Linked DNA regions of Mus musculus: region 2 is linked to region 1. A link is a loop called in an ENCODE intact Hi-C map of the cell type or tissue named here. Cell type or tissue: heart. All regions are shown on one strand. Each heading gives the region's core, and the rest is flanking DNA. Links, peaks and the distances in the headings are about the cores only. Region 1 overlaps Colgalt2 (collagen beta(1-O)galactosyltransferase 2). Region 2 overlaps Colgalt2 (collagen beta(1-O)galactosyltransferase 2).

The links. A loop is a pair of places that touch in the nucleus more often than their neighbours do. Peaks named below come from ENCODE experiments on the same cell type or tissue, not always from the same donor. Only the 100,000 strongest peaks of a DNase experiment are listed, where the experiment ranks them.
Region 2: a loop joins it to region 1, with 7 times the contacts of the local background. A loop is called at or near these places in 2 of 42 quality-filtered maps.

The regions. Positions count from the first base shown.
Region 1 is chr1:152,498,765-152,501,685 of GRCm38, reverse strand. Colgalt2 (collagen beta(1-O)galactosyltransferase 2) reads right to left here. Exons shown (of 12, transcript NM_177756.4): 8 at 1,675-1,781. Among named protein-coding and RNA genes, the nearest start is that of Gm51749, 40 kb to the left of the region's middle. In heart, for the core only: no CTCF peak of the experiment used is centred there; a DNase peak (open chromatin) is centred at 1,725.
Region 2 is chr1:152,421,853-152,424,773 of GRCm38, reverse strand. The region is part of intron 1 of Colgalt2 (collagen beta(1-O)galactosyltransferase 2); the gene reads right to left. Among named protein-coding and RNA genes, the nearest start is that of Colgalt2, 23 kb to the right of the region's middle. In heart, for the core only: no CTCF peak of the experiment used is centred there; no DNase peak of the experiment used is centred there; H3K27ac peaks cover 1,748 bases.

The DNA of each region.
Region 1 (2,921 bases), core at 252-2,751:
AAACTGCAGGCCAATATTCCTATTAACACAGATGCAGAATTGTAAAGAAAACACTAGTAGATAGAATCCCGCAACACAGGCGAGGGGGTATACAGCAGGACCAGGTAAACTTGTTTTCCAGCATTATAAGTGCAGTTTAACCTGTGAAGATCTATAAAATCAATGCACCATGTTGACAGAAAAGAAGCTATGTGTTCATCCCAATGGAAGATGCATTTGACAAACTTTCATGTTAAAAAATAAGAAAACAGTAATAAAAAAAAAGGTCTACACCACCAGCTTGATAAAACTGTACCTCGAGCATAACTTAACAGAGAAAATCTAAATAAATGCTTTCTCTCTGAGATCAGGAAAAGACAAAAGCTCTGCTTTCATCATGCCCTTTGAATGTTGTGTTCAAGGTAATAGCCAGGCTGGGTCATAAGGCAAGACAGGGAAATAAGTGCTATCTAAATTGCAAAAGAGGAAATAATGCTTCCTCCAATTATAAATGACAAGATCTTGCCTACAGAAGAACCAAAGCAATGCATGTACACACACACACACACACACACACACACACACACACACACACGCACTCACCACACAACTAAAATTGATAACTAGGGCTGCAGAATATATGATCAGTATACAACAACCTATAGTATCTTTACACATTGGCAATAAATACTAAAAACAATAAATTAAGGAAATAATTCTATTACCATGGTATCAACAAATGCCAAAGAATAAATTTAACAAAAGACTTAAAACTAAAAGCAACAAAGCCTCAGTCAAACAATTGATGTAAGTGAAGTGACTTGTTATGATTCCTGGCACTTCTTCAACTGACCTGTAGTTCAGTGCAGCTCCTATCAACACCCAAGCTGGTGTGTGTGTGCGTGTGAGGGTGTGTGTGTGTTTAAATCTATGTGTAAACTGACAATATAATAGTAATGTTCACAGGACACCAAGCACCTATGCTAGGCAAACCAGCCTTCCAAACAAGTGACAAAGGTGCAGGACTCATGTCTCCTTATACAGTAAAGCCACTGCCATTAAGTCAATGTGCTACTGACATAAGGATAGATCTATAAATTAACTTAATGAAACTAAGAGGTCGGGGGCATTCTCTTACATTTATGGTCAACTGATTTTTGACAAAGGTTCCCAGAATTCAGAGGGCAAAGTGTAGTTTTCAAATAAGTGGTACAGGGGAAGCCAGATGACCTATTTGAAAATGAGAGGGGAATCCCAAACACTTAGCTCAACATAGACCAAAGGCTTAGAGACATACCTGTAAATCCCAGCACTCTGGAGGCCGAGGCAGGAGAATTACAAGTTCAAGGCTAGCCTGGGTTATAGTCAGTTCTAGGTATGTGTGATTTTACTGTCACATCTCCAGGGAAAATGGCCCCTGTGGTCAGACCAGGAGGAATCTAGATGTCTCACACCACAGGACATATAGACCTTTATCTGTTATCTGTTTGTTTGTTTTCTGCAGACCTGAACATGGTTTCAAACACATTCCCTCTATTACATGAGAAACCACCACAGCTCTGAGGGTGGCCAGAGACTGGAGGATCAGGTCCCCTCCGTGGTCAGAACCTCAGAGGTCCCTCCCTCCAGGACTCCTTCTTAGTCGGACAAGGCTCCAACCACACCTGCAAGGGGGCGGGCAGAGGAGTGACTCACTTCCCATCCACGGCCTCGACAATCTTGACCTCGATCTCCTGTTCGTAGAGTGTGCGCAGCATCCTGTCCCGCCTGTCCTTCCTGCGTTTGAGGTTGATCATGAAAATCTAATGCAGGATACAAAAGGGCAAAGAAACACGAGTGGCTGGGAGTTATTTTGGGTTGGTTGAAAAGCTTAGCAAAACGGATGTGAGGACCAGAGGGGTAAGGGATGGGAAGAAAGCTATGGCTTTGTCTTCCTTATTGGGTTCACGGGCGAGGACCTATTTATCAGAACTAAGCTGCTTTCTAGATATAACCATCAGCAATGGCCTAACCTGATAGTCACCGATGGTCACGTTCTCTATTGTCTTGAGCAAATAAAGTTCAAAAAATGATCACCCCAAAGGCCAAAGGTGAATTAAAATGCACATACACAGCTCAGAAGGGGAGCTGTGTTTTGCTAAATGGCTTAATCAAGCCAAATGACTAAATGCATCCACGTACTTCAGGTTTAATACTGCCGCTTGCTGTTTGCCTAAGGCCTGTTGCTTCCATGTCTCAGTCTCCTCATCCTGGAATGGGGACCACTGTGGCTCTACTGCACAAGTACTATGCTTGGTATCGTCACAATTCACACCCACTAGGTAAGCTTTACAGCTTTCAAAAACTAAGAAAGATCCGAGTCTTCATGTGTTCAGAATGAATGTCAAGATCTCCGTCTCACAAGCTTTTTTTTTTTTTTTGCCAGAATTCTTCAACCCCTAAATCTAAAAGGATAAAGGCATTGAAGAAAAGGGCCCAGTTCCCTGGTTGTTACCCTTGACCGAGGAGAGAGTAGCATAAAACATGATTTCGGTATGAGATTTTTTTTTTGAGTGCTCAACAGAGGGCACCTGCTGGCTTGTGAATACAGATGGATGTGCATTCGGGCTTTCTGAGCGAGGGCCAAGTCTGCCTGTACCCTTTACCCTGGCCTGAAATGCCTAGATGATAGCAGTACTAACATATAGACATCATAAGGCAACTAAAGCCTCATGAAGACTGCTGTAGGGAAATTAGCGTTTTATGTATGTATGTATGTATGTATGTATTTATTTATTCATTTATTTATTTAGTGTGTATAGTGTAACTGCATTGCTGTGAGTGTCGAGAAGGTCAGAGGACAATTGACAATCTTCTAGCTTGACAGCAAGTGCTTTCAGCCACCAGACTGTCTTACCAGTGCATAAGTTAGCTTTTGAATAAAGGCCTCTGGCTGCAAGCAC
Region 2 (2,921 bases), core at 209-2,708, 77 kb after region 1:
GATTTGTATAAAAGCCTTCACAAGGATTTTAAAACATTATATAGTCACATCCGTTCTGAAAATACAGAAATTATGAGATCAGAGATTGCAATAGTCACTAAATCTAAACTCAACCCCTGCTCCCTCCTCTCTCTGTCTCTGTCTGTCTGTCTGTCTGTCTCTCTCTCTCTCTCTGTCTCTGTCTCTCTCTCTCTGTATTTTTTTTCTAAACAAAATAAAAAACATGATGATGGGTCTTCTTTCCAAAATCCCTTTTCTTCAGAGAGAGAAATAAAATAAAATAAAATCTCAACTCTAGTTTCACAGTGAATGTGATGGCTCTTTGAAACATCAGAGCAGTTTGTCTCCCTGAACCTAGTACCATGATAAATAAACTATGTTTTCAGTGTGGATGTGGAAATTCAAATGAACATACAATTCTCCTCATGTACCTTCTTGGAATGAACACTTTTCCCCTGACCAAGCAAATAAGATATAGGTGTCATAGAAAGAATTCCAAGTTTCCTGCCCCTGAGGAGTTTGGATTCCAATTTTGTCACCGGAGAGACCACTGAATAGCTGAGGCAGGGAATCTTTAGTTGTTTGGGGACTTTAATTATACCCTAAAATCAAATCAATAAAACCAGATTGCTGACAATAGGATAACTTGTATCCTTTCCTAGATATTTACTAAGCTCCTCCCTCCACAGTACCTAATCCGAGGACACAGTAAAGTACAAGCCCTGTTGTTTAGAAGCTGGGTTAGGCACATGAAGGAGGTCTCAGCCTGTATGAAGCTACCAGAGGAAAGACAGGTCTGTGGCAAGCCTTGGAGAATAGATAAATTAATGATGAAGAACAGAAATCAGGATTCAGCAAAGAACATTTAGTAGTCAAAAGCTCAGAGGCCAGAGGAAGTTGTGCTACATTAGAAGGCAGTTCCACAGGCTTGTACTGAGGCCAAGAAGAAAGGATGGGCAGAGAAGCTGGCCGAATCTCCACATTTTAATGGACCTTCTGTTCCATGTCAAGGTATCCAAGCTTCACTTTCAAAGATCTGTTGAAGGTTCGTAAACTACAGAGCCAATTTTATCTAAAACTGCAGTATAGAGGTTGGGTAGGTTGAGAGAGGAAACAGCGGAGCAGAGCAATCCACTGGAGACAAGGATAATAGTGTCTTGAACAAAGGGAGTGACAGAGGGTAGGGGCATGGGAAAGCCTCCTACATTAAAGGAGGAAAGCCTAGAACTCTCGAAGGGGAATTCTGTGAGAAGTAAGGGTATGCACATTAAATGTAAGGAAATGCATGTCTAAGCATGTTGTATTCCCTGTGCTCATGGAAGCAGAGCCCCATGCTGTCACCCACAGTTCCTACCCTTGGAGGTTCTTAGAGCGCAGCAGCAAACTGCAGTTGCTGGGACACTGGCCTTCTAAAGCAGAGGGAGGCAGCGGTGTATGAGAACTGATGTCTTCAGTGAATGGATGTCTCTACATGGTTGTACATTTTCTACCTTGGTAAGAATGGAGTCCGAGTGCCCTAATCTCTGCTCAGTCACCTTTGCAGTGTTCTGAGCCCTGAGGCCCTCAGGGGCAGTCCCTGGTCTGCTGCTATGACCTCATTCTGCTGGAAGTCAGGAAGGAAGCTGAGAGAACAAAGGTTCTGATGGGAAGAAGTGAGACTTGATCAGCAGATGACAGTCATCAGGTCCCCAGGCCCCCTCCTGCATAACACAGAGGGTCAGAGCTATTACATGAAACTAAGATAAGATTCTAAATCTTGGGTGTGGATGGCATGATGTGTGTGGGATTCAAGCTTATTAGAAATTCTATCTATAATTCATCGAGTGTCATTTTACTTTCAGTGAACACGTTGAAGAGCTAAAAATGTCAAAGGTGGTGCTGCAAAACCGAGCTCTTCTCCAAGCCTCAGATTGTCATAGTGACTTTATTTATAGACACATGGTAGTTTCTGGAACCATGCAGAGTTAATAAAATGTGACAGAATGATTTCTTGTGCATGCATTAAATGATAATTATTAAATTAACCAGAGTCAAAATATTTTAGAGCTCTACACCACGGTTATAAATTTTCAGCAACTAAAACTGTTGTCATTCATGGAGTCACACCAAAGGTACAGGAGGGAATTATCCTGCCAGCCTAGAAGGGGACTCTTCTTGTGCTATGACTTGTTCTATTCAGCACAGCGAAAGCAACCATCTGGAAGGCCTGCAAAGTATTTGACTGTGGGAAATGAGTGTAGGTGTTAAAACTAATATTTATAACTACGGACCTGGGACTGCTACTTTGTTCAGTGGTAATATTTCAGTGTGGAAGTAGGCTGACTGTCATTCATTCTGACAGCGCAGACAATAAACCACAATGCTAGCAGAGGAAGGGCTGACTCTGTGACATAATCAAAAGTGAAAACAGAATTTCTGAAAGAGTGTTGGTATCAGTGCTGCTGTAAGGCTGTGAGTGGAAGGGTCTGGTGTGATCTCATCCAGCCTTTGTAACACACGAAGGCATATATTACCTGGGCCACCCATTTTAAGAAAAGCCACACATAATTCCAAATGTTGGATTGAATATAAGAGTGACTATTTTCTATCTTTAAAGTTTTCATGAGTATAGGGGTTCGTTCTGCCTGCATGTGTATCTGTGTATCGCATGCATTCAGTGCCAGAAGAGGCCAGAGGAAGGCATCAGGTCCCCTGAAACTGGAGTTCTAGAGGGCTGTGAGCTACCATGAGAGTACTGGGAATCAAACCCAGGTCCTCTGCTAGAGCAACAAGTGCTATTAACCCCTTAGCCACCTCTCCAACTCCCAAAGTAATTCTTTTACACAAAAACATATGTAAGGCATGTATTTCAACTAGGAAAACAAATCTGCCATATTCTAAAAGTCAATGCTATAAAAACCCAAGACTCAAAGCATTTCCAG